Regions from separate parts of the Homo sapiens genome. Here region 1 is linked to region 2. Evidence: chromatin loops called from intact Hi-C (ENCODE). Cell type or tissue: B cell. All regions are shown on one strand. Each heading gives the region's core, and the rest is flanking DNA. Links, peaks and the distances in the headings are about the cores only.

Region 1 (9,609 bases), core at 1,335-9,334, 65 kb after region 2:
AGCTAGGTGTGGTGGCATAGGCCTGTAGTCCTAGCTACTTGAGGCAGGAGGATCACTTGAACCCAGGAGTTCGACGCCGCAGTGAGCTAGGATCGCACCACTGCACTCCAAACTGGATGAAAAAGCGAGACCCTATCTGAGAAAATAAATAAATAAAATAAAGTTTGATATAACATAGAGAAAGGACAGAAGAAAATGAAAAATAGTTTTCTAATTGGGGTTTCCTAAAGGAAATGATTCACTCAATTTATTTGAATGAGGTCATGGGTCCAAAATACTTTGTGGGTTAGTGATAATTACTCATAATTCATTAATGAACATACCTCAATTTAAAAAGAGAGAGAGACAGAATAATTAAGTTAAAGAATCCTGGGCAACCCTTCTGGGTCCCCTTCCACCACGTGGAAGCCTTACTTTCACTTTCACTTTAATAAATCTTGCCACTGCACACTCTTTGGGTCTGTGTGTTTCTCTAATCGAGCTGTAACACTCATCACTGCAGTCCACAGCTTCATTTCTTGAAGCCTGTGAGACCACGAACCCTTCAATCGAGAAAAACCTTCGATAAGGAGAAGACTTCTCATCTCATTTCTGGGGTCTGGTCCGGGATTTCTCCAAAGCGGTGAGTAACCTCGGACCCCTTTCAGTTGCTATTCTATCTTCTCACTAGAAATTGGAGGAAAACACCCAGCACCTGTCAGCCATTTAAAAGTGACAAGCACAGCCCAGACTTAAGACATGGGTGTGAGGCTTTCTGGGAAAGGGCTCTCTAGCAACCCACGGCCCTCCAAGCTGGGAGCGTTGGTTTAACTGGAACCAGTTCCACCTTTCTCTACCTTTCCTGGGAAAAGCCGAGGGCTGGCTAGAGGTGGAAAACTGTCTTCCCAAACTCCTGGCACTGACCCAGTGGAGATCATGGCACAGTGAGAAGCCTCTACTCCACAACTGCCCATGCATGAGTTCCCTGCCTTTTCTGACCTATGCCTCCTGGGTCCTAACATCCTCAGAGAAGACTTTCTTGAGGCCCTGTCCTCTAGGATCTTTCCTACCCCTGAGTCTAAGAATCTTTTGGCTAGGAGCCTAAGTCGAGGGGGCTGGCAATCCAAAGACCCTTGCCCATGGTGTCCTCAGGCTTATTCTTATGCAAATGAGTATCAGTATACTTATACAGGACCTGTCCCTCATAACCTGTACCCTAGGCACTATCTGGGACATCAAAAGGCATGTCAGTGGCTGATAGAAGGCCTAGGACATTTTTCCCTTTGTTGCCCTAAACTTTCTCCAGATTGTAGAGGCTACTTTAATTACCACCTTTCCTGTCTGGGATCAGCAATTAGAACTGTAGAACTTCTCCACTCGAAGCAGTCAGATGTATGGGCCAAAAACAATATAATAGACAATAGGTCCCCAATCCAAGTCCAAATGTCAATGAATATTCTTATGAAGGCAAACAGGGGACAGAAAATTCAGGTATGAAAAGCACTGGTCCTCCAATTTGCCACTACCTACCCTAAAACTGTTGTGCTTCAGTGCTATTTTCAAGGAATTTATCTTGCTGGGACAGCTCCAAGCCCAGAAATATGCTAACTGGTGCCTGGTCTCTGAACTCAAAATACACCCTGAACCTAAGACCCACTTGCAGATGCAAAGGCAATTGTGTGCATGCTGGTAAGGAGCCACTAAAATCCAGCAGCCCCAGCCCCATTTTTTGTGGCTAAAAAAGGGTGGGAAACGGTGTGGGCAAAACTGCTACATCAGTAAGTGCAATTAAATCCAATAAGCATGGTTCCATGGGTGACTGTGCACCCTGGAAACCTGGAAAGAAAAGGACACTAGAACCATAGGGGACACACTAGGGCTAGTGCTCACTAGGGGATGACTAGGGGTGCAGGCACTCCTATGTTCTCCTTTCAGATGGAAGACATTCCCTCAAAAGCAAAGCCACCCCTGAGGTGTATTCTGGATAATTAGGACCAATTTGACCCTCAAACACTGAAGAAGAAGCGACTTATATTTTTCTGCAGCACCACCTGGCCACAATATCCTCTTCCCAGAGGAGAGACACGGCCACCCAGGGAAGTATAAACTATAATACCATCCTACAGCTAGATCTCTTTTGTAAATGAGAGGGCAAATGGAGTGAAGTGCCATATGTATAGGTTTTTTTTCTCACTAAGGGATAACCCACAATTATGTAAAAAAAAATGTAATTTACATCCTACTGGGGGTCCTCAAAGCCTACCCCCATACTCAGGTCTCCCCATAGCTCCCCCTCCAACTAGTAAGGACTCTCCTGTGGCCCTTATGGCCCAAAAGGAACCAGACAAAAAGTCAAGGAACCAAAAGGCGCCAATGGCCCTCAATTGTGCCCCCTCCAAGTCGTGGGAGGAGAAGGAGACTTTGGCCCAGTGCAAGTACATGTCCCCTTTTCCCTCTCAGACTTAAAACAGATCAAACTGGACCTAGGAAAATTCTCAGATAATCCTGATTGACGCATAGATATCTTACAGGGATTAGGACAATCTTTTGATTTAGCATGGAGAAATATGTTGTTGTTGTTAGGTCAAGCATTAACTCCCAACAAAGAAGAGGCCACCTTAGCTGCATCCCGGGAGTTTGGGGATCTCTGGTACCTAAGCCAGGTAAATGATAAAATGAGATCAGAAGAAAGGGAACAATTCCCTACAGGCCAACAGGCGGTTCCCAGTGTGGATCCCCACTGGGACCTCAGTTTGGAGCACAGCCATTTACTGACTTGTATACTAGAGGGATTAAGAAAGACCAGAAAAAAGCCAATGAATTACATAATGATGTCAACCACAATGAAGGGAAAGGAAGAAAACCCTACAGCATTTTTAGAGAGACTAAGAGAGGCATTAAGAAAGCATACCTCCTTGTCACCTGACTCTATTGAAGGCCAACTAATTTTAAAGGATAAGTTTATCACTCAGTCAGCTGCAGACATTAGAAAAAACCTTCAAAAGTCTGCCCCAGGCCCCAAGAAAAATTTGGAAACTCTATTGAATTTGGCAACTTCAGTGTTTTATAATAGGGATCAGGAGGAGCAGGCTGAATGAGACAGAGGAGACAAGAAAAAGGCCGCCACCTTACTCATGGCCCCGCCTTAGTTATGGCCCTCAGGCAGACGAACTTCGGTGGCTCTGAAAGAAAGAAGGGCTGGGCAGGCAACCAGCCTAACAGGGCTTGTTATCAGTGCGGCTTACAGGGGCACTTCAAAAAGGACTGCCCAAACAAAAATAAGCCACCCCCTTGTCCATGTCCCTTGTGCCAGGGGGATCACTGGAAGGCACACTACCTCTGAGGGTGAAGGTCCTCTGGGCCAGAGGCCACTAACCTGATGGTCCAACAACAGGACTGAGGGTACCCATGGCAGGCGCCAGCCCGTGCCATCACCCTCACAGAGCCCCAGGTAAGCTTAACCATTAAGGGCCAGGAAACTAACTTCCTCCTGGACACTGGCACAGCCTTCTCAGTTTTAGTCTTCTGTCCCGGACAACTATCCTCCAGGTCTGTCACCATCAAAGGGGTCCTAGGACAGCCAGTCACTAGGTATTTCTCCCACCTTCTAAATTGTGACTGAGGAGCCTTATTTTTCTCACATGCCTTTCTTATCATGCCTGAGAGCTCTACTCCTTTACTAGGGAGGGACATATTAGCTAAAGGAGGGGCCATAATAAACTTGAATATAGAAGAAGAAATACCTGTTTGCTGCCCTCTACTCGTGGAGGGAGTTAATCCTGATGTCTGGGCAGAGGAAGGACAATACAGATGAGCAAAAAATGCTTGTCCAGTTCAAGTTAAATTAAAGGATCCTACCTCCTTTCCTTATCAAAGGCAGTACCCCCTCAGACCAGAAGCCCAACAAGGATTACAAAAGATCGTCAAAGACCTAAAAGCACAGGGATTAGTAAAACCATGCAACAGTCCATGCAACACTCGTATTCTAGGCATACAAAACCCCAACGGACAATGGAGGTTAGTGCAAGACCTCAGAATTATCAATGAGGCAGTTGTTCCTCTGTATCCAGTTGTACCTAATCCTTATACTCTACTCTCCTAGAAACCAGAGGAAGCAGAATGGTTTACAGTCCTAGATCTTAAGGACACTTTCTTCTGCATCCCTCTGCATCCTGACTCTCAATTTTTATTTGCCTTTAAAGATCCGTCAAACCCAGGGTCTCAGCTGACCTGGACTGTCCTACCATTCATTATAGGAGCTGGGATACGAGGAGGACTAGGAACCGGCATTGGAGGCATTACAACCTCCATCCAATTCTATTACAAATTATCACAAGAGTTAAATGATGACATGGCATGAATCGCAGATTCGCTGGTCACCTTACAAAGCCAGCTTAATTCTTTAGCAACAGTAGCCCTTCAAAATCGGACAGCCTTAGATTTATTAACAGCTGAAAGAGGTGGAACCTCTTTTTCTAGAAGAGTGCTGCTATTTCGTTAATCAATCCAGAATTGTCACCAAGAAGGTTAAGGAGTTTTGAGATGGGATACAGTGCTGGGCACAAGAGCTCCAAGACACAGGACCTTGGAATATTGTCAATCAATGGATGCCCTGGCTTCTCCCCTTCTTGGGGCCCTTGGTGGCTATTGTGATGTTGCTTATCTTTGGACCCTGCATTTTTAACCTCCTTGTAAAATTTGCCTCTTCCAGAATAGAATCCATGAAGCTGCAAATGGTTCTACAAATGGAGCCCCAAGTGACCACCACTAGCACCTACTATCAAGCACCCCTAGACCCACCCACCAACCTGTTCTCACACCACGACACCAAAGACTCCCCTCCTGAGGAAACCTCAACTGCAGTGCCCCTTCTACCCCCCAGTTCAGCAGGAAGTAGCTAGAACAATCGTCATCCAACTTCCCAACAGCACTTGGGCTTTCCTGTTGAAAGGGGGGACTGAGGGACTAAGTGGCTAAATTGGCTGGACTTCCTGGGTCAATAGGGACTTCCCTAAAGTGACTTTCCCCTAAGCCAAAATGAGTCATAGCTGCAAGCTAAGAGATTAAAACTTCAACCAATCAAAGGGGATTTTCCCCTAAGCCAAAATTAGTCATAGCTGCAAGCTAAAGGGATTGAAACTTCAACCAATCAAAGGGGACTTTCCCCTAAGCCAAAATGAGTCACAGCTACAAACTAAGGGATTGAAACTTCAACCAATCATATAGGGAGTTCAAGCTCTAGCTGCAGCCTGATGTTTTTAACCAATCAGGTCTGCCAACCCACAAGTGGATAGAAAATTAGCCAATCCTATAGGACAGAAAAAGAAAAGGGGAGGAGTCATAAGGGGATATAAGCATAAGACACCCAAGCCAAAAAACACAATCCTTCTGGGTCCCCTTCCACCACATGGAAGCTTTACTTTTGCGTTCCCTTTACTTTCCCTTTCGCTTTACTAAATCTTGCTGCCATAAAAAAAAAAAAAGAATCCCAGCCTGGTACAGTGACTCACACCAAGGAAGGCAGATCGATTGAGACAAGGAGTTCAAGACCAGTGTGGGCAACATGGCAAAACCCCATCTCTACAAAAAATACAAAAAAAAAAAAAATAGCTGGGAGTGGTGGTAGGTGCCTGTAGTCCTAGCTACTCAGGAGGCTGAGGTGGGAGGATCACTTGAGCCCAGGAGGTTGCAGTGAGCCGGGTTCATTCCACTGCATTCCAGCCTGGGCAACACAGCCATATCTTGGCTCAAAAAAAAAAAAAAAAAAAAAAACAAAAAAAAACAGAAGGCTATAATCTCAAGCACTTTGGGAGGCCAAGGCAGGCAATCACAAGGTCAGGAGATCAAGACCATCCTGGCTAACATGGTGAAACCCCGTCTCTGCTAAAAATACAAAAAGTTAGCTGGGCGTGGTGGCGGGCGTCTGTAGTCCCAGCTACTCGGAAGGCTGAGGCAGGAGAATGGCATGAACCCGGGAGGCGGAGCTTTCAGCCAGCCGAGATTGCACTACTGCACTCCTGCCTGGGTGACAGAGCAAGACTCCGTCAAAAAAAATAAAAGAAAAGAAAAAAGAAAAAAGGGCAGGGCGTGGTGGTTCACGCCTGTAATCCCAGCACTTTGGAAGGCCGAGGTGGGCAGATCACTTGAGGTCAGGAGTTCAAGACCAGCCTGGCCAACATGGTGAAACCCCATCTCTACTAAAAATACAAAAAAATTAGCTGGGCACAGTGGCAGGCCCCTGTAATCCCAGCTACTCAGGAGGCTGAGGCAGCAGAATCGCTTGAACCCAGGAGGCCAAGGTTGAAGTGAGCCAAGATTGCGCCGCTGCACTTCAGCCTGGGCAACAGAGCGAGACTCTGTCTCAAGAAAGAAAAGAAAAAAAAATCCCAGATGAATTTTCTTTTTTTTTTTTTTTTTTTTTGAGACAGTATCCCTGCCTCCCAGGCTGGAGTGCAGTGGCGCAATCTCAGCTCACTGCAAGCTCCGCCTTCCAGGTTCATGCCATTCTCCTGCCTCAGCCTCCCGAGTAGCTGGGATTACAGGTGCCCGCCACCATGTCCAGCTAATTTTTTGTATTTTTAGTAGAGATGGGGTTTAAACGTGTTAGCTAGTGTGGTCTCGATCTCCTGACCTCGTGATCCACTCGCCTTGGCCTCCCAAAGTGCTGGGATTACAGGCGTGAGCCACCACGCCTGACCCTAGCTTAATTTTCTTAAAAGGAAGCTGAATTGGCAGAGTTGTCCCACAGTGGACTAAAACAGCCAGGCCTTTATACCTCCACCTTGATCACTGGATGTAGGCTGTCCTGGTAAGGGTGCCCCACCTTAGTCACACAGGAAGCTGATGCAGTCCCTGAAGACACTGCTAGCTGAAGGCTTTCCCCTCGTAGCACTCCCAGTAGTTGGGAAAACAATTCCTTCACTGAAGTAGGGTCTGGACACCATACTTGGTATGTCTTCACAAAATATTTTTGTTTTTTTGTTTTTTTGAGACAGAGTCGCTCTGTCGCCCAAGCTGGAGTGCAGTGGCGTGATCTCGGCTCACTGCAAGCTCCGCCTCCCAGGTTCACGCCATTCTCCTGCCTCAGCCTCCCTACTAGCTGGGACTATAGGTGCCCGCCACCACGTCTGGCTAATTTTTTTTTATTTTTAGTAGAGACGGGGTTTCACCGTGTTAGCCAGGATAGTCTCAATCTCCTGACCTCATGATACACTCGCCTCGGCCTCCCAAAGTGCTGGGATTACAGGCGTGAGCCACCACGCCCAGCCCTTCCTCTATCTTAATAACACAGTGGTTAAACGCAACAGTACTGAATTGTCTAGTTAGTTTAATGTTATGTATTTCATACACTATTAACACTAGTATGGGAAGCATTTATAAAAATCATGTACCATTAATTAATTTTCTTTCACTTAAAAGTTAAAGCTTTGAGGATTCTGTTTGAAAATATATGTAAAATGATAAAGACCAAATGTGTGTTAATTCAAATATTTAATTAAAGAATAAAATAAGAATAATGAGCTATTTGAAATTGTTGTGAAATTGGTGTAGTGACTTTTGATTCAAACATTTAAATCTGCTGAGGTTAGTTTTGGTACAACTATTCTCAGGATTACATTTATAGACCCTCATCTAGTTAAATTTAGTTTTCTGACTTTAACAGTGATTCAGGCCAGAGACAGTGGCTCACTTCTATAATCCCAGCACTTTGGGAGGCTGAGGCAGGAGAATCACTTGAGACCAGGAGTTTGAGACAAGTCTGGGCAACATAGACCTCATATCTACAAAAAGTTGGGTTTTGTTTTGTTTTTTGAGACAGGGTTTCCACTCTGCCTGCCCAGGCTGGAGTGCAGTGGTACAGTCTCAACTCACTGCAACCTCCGCCTCCTGGGCTCAAGCAATCCTGCCGCCTCAGCCCCCCAAGTAGCTGGGATTACAGGCACGAGCCACCATTTCTGGCTAATTTTTGGATTTTTTGTAGAGATGGGGTTTCACCATGTTGCCCAGGATGATCTCAAACTCCTGAGATCAAGCGACCCACCGACCTCGGCCTCCCAAAGTGCTGGGATTACAGGCTTGAGCCACCACAGCTGGCTTCTACAAAAAGTTTAAAAATAAAAGTGATTCACATAAAAAACAAACTAGATTTTTTTTTTTTTTGAGGCGAAGTTTTGCTCTTGTTGCCCAGGCAGGAGTGCAATGGCGTGATCTCGGCTCACCGTAACCTCTGCCTCCCAGGTTCAAGTGATTCTCCTGCCTCAGCCTCCTGAGTAGCTAGGATTACAGGCATGCACCACCACACCCAGCTAATTTTGTATTTTTAGCAGAGTCGAGGTTTCTCCATGTTGGTCAGGCTGGTCTCGAACTCCCGACCTCAGGTGATCCACCCGCCTCCCAAAGTGCTGGGATTACAGGCGTGAGCCATGGCGCCCCGCCCAAACTAGATTTTTTTTATGACTGTAAAGGAATATATGTTCATTGCAAGAAATGAAATATTTAAAAGTACAAAAGTAAAAAATATTAAACATAATTCCATGACCAAATAAAAACTTTTTTTTTTTTTAGAACAGGATCTCACTATATTGCCCAGGCAGGTCTCGAACTCTTGAGCTCAAGCTATCCTCCTGCCTCTGCCTCCCTAAGAGCTGGGATTACAAGTGTGAGCCACCACTCCTGGCCAATAAAAACCATTTTAATAGTGTAATATATACGTTAGTTATATATATATGCATAAAAACATATATATGTAAATCACCATTATACTCTACATAATTATTTCTAACTAATTGTATTTTATTATACTTTAAAATTCTTTGGAGGAATAGCAGAGATTAGTGTTACTATCAAAAACTTGAGATTCTAAGGTAGTGATTCCTATTACATTACCATTTAACTTGCTTATATGACATGTCAGAAGGCAGAGGTATCATGGAGACTGACTATAGATTATCATAAAATAAATTAGGTGGTGAGTTCAGTTGCAGCTACTGTTTCAGATATGGTTTCTTTAGTGGAGTGAATCAATACAGCCTGTGGCGTCTATTCTGCAGTGTTATATGTTTATTTCTGTAATAACAATGTGTAAGGATCACAGGAACAGTTTGCCTTCACCTGGTAGAGTCAGCAGTATACTTTCATGGTCTTTCCTTAGGTGTCAATGTCAATTTTCTTGTTTTCTGCCATAATCTAACCCAAGTATAAGAAAATTGCAACCCACAGACCAAATTCATCCTGATACATTTTTGTATAGTCCGTAAGCTAAGAATCGTCTTCATATTTTTAAACGGTTGACAAAAATTAAATGATGAATTTATCTAAAGATAAATAAGAATTAAATGAAATTCTAATTTCTCTGACTAGTGTAATAAAAGATATTTAAAAATAAATAAATAATAAAATAATAAATGAAGTGTTGGTAGAACACAGCCATACTCATTTGCTCACATATTATTTATCTATGGCTGTTTTCACACTACAGGGTTGAATAGTTGTAACACAGGCTACACAGCTCACAAGCCTAAAATATTCAGCACATGGTCCTTTACAGAAAATATCAACCTCTGATCGAATTCACAGAGACGCTGATTGTCTTGAAATGCCACAGAACATCATGCCAACCCACCTCACAGA
Region 2 (10,397 bases), core at 1,399-9,398:
CCATGCAGCTGAGGCAGCCCATGTAAACAGAAGGCGGCCATAACCAGCAGGGCATCTGAGCTTTGTTTCCCGTGAGAGGTGCTGTGGCACATACAGTGTGTAGGAAAGAAATGGGGGGACTAGGATGAAAGGCTGGAAGCACAGAAAAGGGCTGGTACTGTAATGATAGGCCTCTGATTAATAAATCCATTTGCATATGTATATTCCACTTAGATAGGGAAACAATTTGCAGCCCTGGCATTTAGACCTGATCCTGTGAGCCACAGGGAGTAAAAAGGTTTTTAATAATAGGAGCATCATGACTGGGTTTGTGTGTTAGAAAGACTTTCAGATTTCCATGACTGACCCTTCAAATGCTAGGTGAAATGAGCGAATGTTGCATCTTTCTGCAGGTGAAAGAACTGTAAAAGCAAAGCTATATTTACAAAGAGGAATATTTCAAGAAGACTTAGCTTGTTATGTCTGTTGAATTCTAAATAACAATGGTTATGGGTTAGGATAAGACCTAAGGAGGAAGAGCACATCATCTTTTACTCTGCAGGAGCTCTTTGAAGCTCTGTGTAAGCTTCTAAACCCATTAAACCATACAAAGTCTTATTTATAATACACAGAGTGACCCCCTACCTCGACAGCCACATAATGGCAATCACTAACATCTGTATAACTCTCTGTATTCACAAAGCACTCTATTCCATTTCCTGAGTCCCACAAAAACTGGATAGATGCTATTTTTGTCTCCACTTTACAGATGAGAAAACTGAGAATTAGAAAGGCAAAGTGACTTGCCTAAGGTAAGAGCCTATCAGGGATGGAGTTGAGAATTGAACCTGAGTTCTCTGGCTCCAAATTCTGATGTTCTTTCCATTGCATCCTGCTGGTAATCAGTAGGGTGCCAGACATCACAGCCAGATCACCTACCTAGAAACAAGAGACTGTGTTCTGCAACAGAAACTGCCACCAGTTGACTGATGATCTTGGCCATGTCCTTATCCAACTAATAGGAATAATGACACCTGCTCACTGATGGTAAGGATGTTATAACACTTTGCAAAGTGTAGAGCACTATATAGGCATAATGCTCATCTGTATTCATTTAGCATAATAACCTGATCTCCAAAAGCCTAGAAACTATCCATATGTTAGAGCCGCTGACAAAATATTTTCACCCAAAAACTGCCACCGTCACATGGAGAAGGGAGATCAGAAATAGGTCATATCTGTAATGTGTTCCTCTTCCAGATTCCAAAAAAATTTAAAAAAAAAGAAGGTATACTTTTGCAGCCAGTCCGAGTGACACATAAGTCAGGCATTTTTTAAAAATCTGTTTTAAGATGGTAAATTAGTGGGCAAAGTTACTTCACCTTGAAGGACCTGAGAGAGGCCTTAGCTGTAAAATGATGGAGTTGGATGTGATAAACTCCATGATTCCTTCCTGTTCTAAGACTGAATTATTCTATGCATAAATGAAACAGATTTGTGTAAGATCGGATTAAGATCTTTTTGAGCCTCTAGGGGAGATTACTGAGAATGGGGTTTTGTTGTTGTTGTTGTTGTTTTTGAGACAAGGTCTCACTCAGTCACCCAGGCTGGAGTGCAGTGCCGCAATCTCAGCTCACTGCAGCCTTGACTTCGTGGGCTGCCGTCCTCCCACCTCAGCCTCCTGAGGAGCTGAGACTACAGGTGCATGCCATCACAGCCAACTACTTTTTGTATTTTTTGTAGAGATGCGGTCTCGCTATGTTGCCCAGGCTGATCTTGAACTTCTGAGCTCAAGCGATCCACCTGCCTCAGGCTCCCAAAGTGCTGGGATCACAGGCATGCACCACCAAGCGTGGCCTACTGGGAACAGTTTTTAAAGCCTATTTCTTGCTCTGAGCCTTACATCACTACCCACGCCCCCACCGCAGGGGCAAGAGAACCTGAACTGATTGACCAGCCAACAGCCATAAGAGGTGGCTCATGCCTGTAATCCCAGCACTTTGGGAAGCTGAGGCTAGTGGATCACTGGAGGTCAGGAGTTTGAGATCAGCATGGCCAACATGGTGAAATCCCATCTCTACTAAAAACACAAAAATTAGCTGGGCATGGTGGTGGACACCAGTAATCCCAGCTACTCAGGAGGCTGAGGCAGGAGTATCGGCTTAAGCCCAGGAGGCAGAGGTTGCAATGAGCAGAGATCGTGCAGCAGACGTTGCAATGAGCCGAGATCGTGCCACTGTACTCCAGCCTGGGTGACAGAGCGAGACTCCATCTCAAAAAAAAAAAAAAGAGAGAGAGAGACACCACAGGCTTAAGAAAGTAAAGAGAAGTCTTCCTCTTTCTCCTCTCTCTATGGTAGCTGAAAAAAAAAAAAGAGAGAGTGGGGAAAGAAAAGACAGCCCAATTAAAAAATGGATAAAGGACTTGAATAGACATTTATCCAAAGAAGATACACAGATGGCCAATAAACACAGGAAAAGGTGCTCAACACCATTAGTCATCAGAGAAATGCAAATCAAAACCACCAAGAGACACACTTCACACCTACTAGGACAGTTATAATCAAAAATGTGGAAAATAAGTGTTGGTGAGGATGTGGAGAAATTAGAACCCTCGTACATTGCTGGTGGGAATATAAAGTGGTGCAGATGCTATGGAAAACAGTTTGGCAGTTCTTCAAAAAATAAACACAAAATTACCACAAAACCCAACAATTCCATTTCTAAGTATATACACAAAAGAACTAAAAACAGGGACTCAAACAAATACTTGTATGGCAATGTTCTTTACAGCATTATTCACAATAGCCAAAAGATGTGGATAAGCAAAATGTAGTATATACATAGAATGGAATGTTACTCAGCCATAAAAGAAAGAATCCACTTATAATACATGCTACAACATGGATGAAGTTTGAAAACATTATGCTAAGTGAAATCAGCTAGACAAATTCCACTGGTATGAAATTCCACTTACGTAAAAGACACAATATGGTTTATAGGTTACCAGAGGATTGGGGGAGGGGAAATGGGAGTTATTGCTTAACGGGTAAAGAGTTTCTGTTTGGGTGATAAAAAAAAGTTTTGGAAATAAGTAATAGTGATGGTTGCACAATATCATAAGTGTAGTTAAGGCCACTGAATTGTCTCTCAAAAAGAATTAAAATGGCAATGTTTGTTTATAAATATTTTACCACAATAAGCAAAAAAAGAAGGGAAGAGGGGCATGGCTTGCCCCAGTTGTATGTTTAAGAAGCCTAAGGTGGCCGGGTGCAGTGGCTCATGCCTGTAATCCCAGCAGCACTTTGGGAAGCCGAGGAGGGTGGATCACCTGAGGTCAGGAGTTCAAGACAAGCCTGGCCAACATGATGAAACTCTGTCTCTACTAAAATTACAAAAATTAGCCAGGTGTGGTGGTGCACACCTGTAGCCCCAGCTACTCTGGAGGCTGAGGCAGGAGAATCACTTGAACCCGGGAGGCAGAGGTTGCAATGAGCCGCGATCACCCCACTGCACTCCAGCCTGGGCAACAGAGCCAGACTCTGTCTCAAAAAAAAAAAAAAAACAAAGCCTAAGGCAAATAATTTTTGGCTAAGTCCCCAAAAGCAATTGCAACAAAAACAAAAATTGACAAGTGGGACCTAAACTAAAGAACTGCTGCACAGCAAAAGAAACTATCAACAGAGTAAACAGACAACCTACAGAATGGGAGAAAATATTCACAAACTATGCATCTCACAAACATCTAATATTCAGAGTCTATATGGAGCTAAAACAAATCAACAAGCAAAAAACAAATAACCCCATTAGAAAATAGGCAAAGGACATGAACACTTTTCAAAAGAAGACATACAAGAGGCCAACAAACATGAAAAATGCTCAGCATCACTAATCATCAGAGAAGAGCAAATCAAAACCATAATGAGGTACTATCTCAGACCAGCCAGAATGGCTATTATTAAAAGTCAAAAAATGGCCAGGCGCAGTGGCTCACGCCTGTAATCCCAACACTCTGAGAGGCCAAGGCGGGCGGATCACTTGAGGTCAGGAGTTCGAGACCAGCCTGGCCAACGTGGTGAAACCACATCTCTACTAAAAATACAAAAATTAGCTGAGCATAGTGGCACATACGTGTAATCCCAACTACTTGGGAGGCTGAGGCAGGAGAATCGCTTGAACCTGGGAGGCGGAGGTTGCAGTGAGCTGGGATCGCACAACTGCACTCCACCCTGGGTGACAGACCAAGACTCCCTCTCAAAAAGAAAAAAAAAAAAAAAAAGGTCAAAAAACAACAGATGCTGACAAGGCAGCAGAGAAAGAGGAACACTTAGACACTGCGGGTGGGAATGTCAATTAGTTTGGCCACTATAGAAAGCAGTTCGGAGATTTCTCAAAGAACTTAAAACAGAGATACCATCTGACCCCACAACCCCATTACTGGGTATATACCCAAAGAAAAGTAGATCATTACACCAAAGGACACATGCACTGGTATGTTCATCACTGTGCTATTCACAATAGCAAAGACATGGAATCAACCTAGGTGCCCATCAATGGTGGATCAGATAAAGAAAATGTGGTACATATACACCATGGAATGAATACTACACAGCCATGAAAAAGAATGAAATCATGTCCTTTGCAGCAACATGGTTGGAGCTGGAGGTCATTATCCTGAGTGAATTAATGCAGGAACAGAAAACCAAATACCACTTGTTCTCACTTATTGGTGGGAACTAAACATTGAGCACACACGGACAAACATGGACACTGTGGACTACTAGAGAGGGGAGGCAAGGGAAGAGTGGTGTGTGAGTTGAAAAACTACCTATTGGCTACTATGCTCACAACCTGGGTTCAAACCTGCACATGCACCCTCCACATTTAAAATAAAAGTTAAAATTTAAAAATTAAATAATGCAAACATATAGGAAGAAGGAGGAGGAGGAGGAAGAGGAAGAAGAGGAGGAGGAAGAGGAGGAAGAAAAAGAAGGAGAAGGAGGAGGAGGAGGAGAAGAAGCCACCGCCTAAGGCCACTGGGCTTGCTGACCTGCCCCAGAGCAAGAGAAGGAGCACCAAGGAGCAGGACTCAGGGGTATAGCTCGATGGGGGAGGGGCACAGATGATTCCCTTGGGTCTCTGTTTCCTGAGGCATGCAGAAGATGGATTCTACAATTTGCTGCAGACCCTCAGTAGGGAACCTTGGAGGACAGATGTCCTCAATACCAATGCCAACAGAGCACCTGGGATGGAGCCTTATCAGGAGCATCTAAAGTCATTCCCAGTACTACCAGTGGCAAACCACTACCCTTCAAGCAACCAGCCAGACAGTGAGAATGATTAAAAGAAACGTGGGGAGGTGCCACCATCTGCATCCCTCAGCCTTGTTCCTGACTCAGTCTCAGGGAGGTAAGCAATGGAGGAAGGAGGGAGATGGAAAGAGCAGGTGATGACAGCCACCCTGTTGACCTAAAGAAAGAAATAAAGGCACAATTAACATAGAGAGTTTATTTGCGCCAAGGTTGAGGATGGCTACCTGGGACACACATTTAAGCTGCCTTGAGGAGTGCTTCTATTTAGTCTTTGTTACAAGCAGGTTTTTAAAGGCAAAAGGGGAGAAGGAGTGGGCAGATACAAAGTTGTTAGACAGGAATTCTCACTGATTTATGGAATTAACATTGGTTAGTGATTGGCTTTACGTTGTTGAACTACAGTGTATGAGTTATGATGTCCAGTGCAATGCATTTTATGGCTACTTGGCATCAGTTACTCTAGAGCCCACAGAGCAGGTGGCTTTAAGATGAAATGATTTAGCTCAAAGGGAAGTGAAACATGACTGCTGTCACACACTGTCACAATTCAATGCTTCACTGGGCCTGATAATTAAAGAGGGTTCACTCCCTTCCTCTAGGCCCCTGAAACCTGAACTGGAGAGAGGAGTGAGAGAGCTTTGAATTAAGCATCAGACAGATGTTTGTTATGATTTGAATGTATGCATCCCTCCAAAATTCATATGTTAGCAGCTAATACACAAGGTGATGGTATTAGAAAGTGGGGCCATCGGAGGGTGATTAAGTCATAAGGACTTCACCTTTATGAATGAGATTTTGTGCTTACAAAAGGGCTTGAGGAAGTGAGTTTGCCCCTTCTTCTCTTCTGCTATGTGAGGACATAGAGTTTGTCCTCATCAAAAGATGCAGCAACAGGGCACCATCTTGAAAGCAGAGAGAGAAATTTTACCAGACATCAAATCTGAGAGATTTGTTTGGTGTTACGTATAGATGATGTCTGGTAATTAATGAGACAACAGAATGTTGTAGGATTTGCTGTCTTGGCTACTGTAACTCATACTACACATCTACAAGACTGTTGTTTAAATAAAATGTAGATAATTAATTCTCAATTTGCTTATAAACTGAGTAATGTTGTACTATAATGTGAACCCAAGAACATGTTGGAAAACATCCACTGAAAAATATATAACACTAAGAAAATTGCTGTGATAACAAACCTACAATTCTGGCCAAATAGAGCAGATATGTTGTTATTTGTGGTAAATCTAATAAAGCAGGTTATTTGAGCTTATTTGTGTTGCTACTGTAGAAAGTAGAATCTCCACTCTCTCAAAAATGTTTAACCAGTATATACAAAGTAATTCGTCACCAAAAGCAACTGTCTTATTTTAATATTCAAATTTTCTGCTTGTTTCTCCTTTACTAAATTTAAAACTCTTTATTGAATACATTCTCAGAGCAATTCTACTTTCTACCAAATCTGCCAGCAACTTGGTCTTGGACTTCCCAGCCTCCAGAACTGCGAAAAATATATTTCTTTTTCCGTTTTTCTTTTTTCTTCTTTCTTTTTTGAGATGGAGTCTTGCTCTGTCAGCAAGCTGGAGTGCAGTGGCGTGATCTCGGCTCACTGCAACCTCCACCTCCTGGGTTCAAGCGATTCTCCTGCCTCAGCTTCCCGAATAACTGGGACTACAGGCACGTGACACTATCCCCAGCTAATTTGTGTATTTTTTAGTAGAGATGGGGTTTCACCATGTTGGCCAGGATGGCCTCAATCTCTTGACCTTGTGATCTGCCTGCCTCTGCCTCCCAAAGTGCTGCGATTACAGGCATGAGCCACTGCGCCTGCCCATATTTCTGTTATTTATAAATTATCCACTCTCAGTATTTTGTTATAGCAGCAGGAACAGATTAAGATAATGTTTTAAAATGAAGAGGACTAGGGCTCACAAACTGAAACAAGACTATTCTGAATAGCCCAAAGTGACCAAAGTAAAAGAAATCAGACTGAACTACCATTAAGGGAGCTGGTTCCCAAGAGAAAGTGGTGACTTGGCAGAGAAAAGTTGGTGGAAGTTATTGGACAAATCAATCATTCAGATTTACACCACAATGAGTTGAGTCAGTTTTAAAAACAAGTTGCATAATGTGGAGATGTGTGCCAGTGTCCCCCAGTATGCTTTCTACCGATTCTTTTATAGATTTGCAAATAGATTTGCAATTCTCAGCTGAGCAAATGTCCACTGAGAATCAAGAATACACTTTCTATCCTGCATTGCAGCTAGGTCTGAACATTTGACTAATTCTAGACAATGGAATATACATGGAGACACCCTGTAGTTTGGAGACCTCCTTTAAAAGCCATGATCTAATACCCTTTGCTTTCCCCATCCACTTTCTTCTTCAAGCATTCTTACACACTACTTCTTAAGATGTGAAGTTAGTGACTGGAGCTATAGCTAGCGTTTGGGATCATGAGGATAATGGTCACAGCCTCAAGATGACAGAAGCGCAACTAAGAATTCAGAATTCTTGGAAAATTTTCAAAGTAGAAAAATCACACCAGCCCTGGTCAGCCTACCTCCTTCTACTTGAAAAAGGAAAAAAAAATCTCTATTTTTAAAGCCACTGTCATTTTAGGCCTCTGTAACACAGCTGAACCTAATTTTATATGAAATATATACAAATTATATTATCACAAATAATCTATAAGTTCAAACATAAAGAAAAAAAGAACTATATAGTACCTCTTCACCTCAATTTAGTCAAAATAACATAGACACTAAAACCAACATTTATGGAGACCTTATGCAAGGAATTTTACCAATGGCTTCATATGCATTATTTCTTTCATTTTCTTAGTAACAGCTCTATAAATGTGTAACATTGTATACATCTTAGAGATGGAAAAGTGAAGACTTAAAGAAGTTAAATAATTTGCCCGAGGTCACACGGCAAGTATGTGTAGAATCATAATAAAAATCTACTCTTGGCCGGGCCTGGCAGCTCACACCTGTAATCTCAGCACTTCGGGAGGCCAAGGTGGGTGGATTGCTTGAGCTCAGGAGTTTGAGACCAGCCTGGGCATAACAGTGAACCCACCTCTACAAAAAATTAGCTGGGCATGGTGGTGTGCACCTGTAGTCCCAGCTACTCAGGGGGCTGAGGTGGAAGGATCACTTGAGCCTGGGAATTTGAGGCTGCAGTGAGCCATGACCATGCCACTGCACTCCAGCCTGGGCAACAGAGCAAGACCCTGTTTCCAAAAAACAAACAAACAAACAAACAAACAAACAAAAATACCATTCTATCTTACTCCTCTAAAGTCATGCCATTAGCCACTGTACGTTACACCTGCATAGAGGTTCTTCTGGCAAAGATTTATTCATATGGAGATCTTAGACAAATTGAACCACAATAAAATTTCGTAGAATTTTAATAATCTATAAATGAGGGATTTGTTTGATGTTAGATATAGGTGATGTTTGGTAATTAATAAGACAACAGAATGTTGTAGGATTTGCTATCTTGGCTGCTATAACTCATACTACACGTCTACAAGACTGTTGTTTAAATAAAATGTAAGTAATTAATTCTTAATTTGTTTATAAACTGAGTAATGCTGTACTATAATATGAACCCAATAATATGTTGGAAGACATCCACTGAAAAATATATAACACTAAGAAAATGCTGTGATAACCAACCTACAATTCTGGCCAAATAGAGCAGATAAGTTACTTGTGATAAATCTAATAAAGCAGGTTATTTGAGCTTATTTGTGTTGCTATTGTAGAAAGCAGAACTTCTCTGAGAATGTATTGAAGAATGAGTTTAAATTTAACGAAGAAGGTGAAACAAACAGAAAATTTGAACATTAAAATAAGACAGTTGCCTCTGGTGACCAGTTACTTTGCATATACCAGTTAAACGTTTTTGAGAGTGTAGAGATTCTAATTCACTGGCGTTACTTCAAAAAACTACATTTAGGAATACTCCTCAGAGAACCAATAATTACTTACGTTGGGCCCACCCCATAGTAAAAGACTTGACACAGTGTAGATGTTTAATATATATTCGATAATGAAAGAACAGATGAGTGGAGATGAATTGATGGTGGTTAGGTAGATAAATGAGTAGATGGTTGAATAAATAAACATAAATTGTGCTTTATCAGTTTCAAGTAATTTTTACAGGGATTATCTCACTTGATCCTCAAAAGCATGCTGATAGTAGGTAAAAGAAGTGAGATTATTCTTACTTAAAAAATAAAACATTGGTTCCAAAATTTTGAGAGATTTACCTAGATTGACTTACTATGTGAATCCTTGTCTCCCATAAACGTAAGATAATTTAGCTTGTTTACTGTTTGAGGAAAGGAAGGAGGAGAAGAGGGTCAGGAGAGGGAGGGGGGAGGAGGAGAAGAGGAGGAGGAAGAGGAGGAGGAGAAAAATACCTGTGTTATGATGTATTTCTTGAACAGGCCATGATACTTCACTCTCACATGCCTATATCAGATTGTATTTTCCAAAGGTAGTCACAGTAATATCTCCTTACAACGTGACTTAACGCTCTTCCCATTGAGATGTGGAGTCTTTGTTCTCAATCCTTGAATCTGGATTAGTTTAAGACTATAGACCTGGCGCGATGGCTCACGCCTGTAATCCCAGCACTTTGGGAGGCCGAGGCAGGTGGATCACCTGAAGTCAGAAGTTCAAGACGAGACTGGCCAACATGGTGAAAACCTGTCTCTACTAAAAATACAAAATTAGCTGGGCATGGTGGCATGTACCTATAATCCCAGCTATTCGTGAGGCTGAGGCAGGAGAATGGTTTGAACCCAGGAGGTGAAGGTTGCAGTGAGCCAAGATCATGCCACTGCACTCTAGCCTAGGCAACAGAGAAAGACCCCATCTCACAAAAAAAAAAAAAAAAAAAAAAGACTATGGTCTTTTTTCACGTATGAGCTATGTGACTTCTTAGGCCAGATCATAAAAGGTGATATGGCTTCTGCTTGAAGTACTTGAAACATTCACTCCTGAAAACAGCTACCATCCTATCATGCTGTAAGGACCTCCCACAGTCCCAAGCCTGGCTGAGCTCCCAGCCTATAGCCAGGACCTAT

Evidence for each region. Peaks named below come from ENCODE experiments on the same cell type or tissue, not always from the same donor. Only the 100,000 strongest peaks of a DNase experiment are listed, where the experiment ranks them.
Region 1: a loop joins it to region 2, with 8 times the contacts of the local background. A loop is called at or near these places in 1 of 110 quality-filtered maps.

The regions. Positions count from the first base shown.
Region 1 is chr12:14,216,172-14,225,780 of GRCh38, forward strand. No RefSeq gene overlaps it. Among named protein-coding and RNA genes, the nearest start is that of ATF7IP, 140 kb to the right of the region's middle. RefSeq lists enhancers at 3,856-5,055, 4,897-5,196. In B cell, for the core only: no CTCF peak of the experiment used is centred there; a DNase peak (open chromatin) is centred at 5,120.
Region 2 is chr12:14,151,486-14,161,882 of GRCh38, forward strand. No RefSeq gene overlaps it. Among named protein-coding and RNA genes, the nearest start is that of GRIN2B, 180 kb to the left of the region's middle. RefSeq lists an enhancer at 1-562. In B cell, for the core only: no CTCF peak of the experiment used is centred there; DNase peaks (open chromatin) are centred at 2,376, 4,316 and 5,906; H3K4me3 peaks cover 1,185 bases; H3K27ac peaks cover 3,165 bases.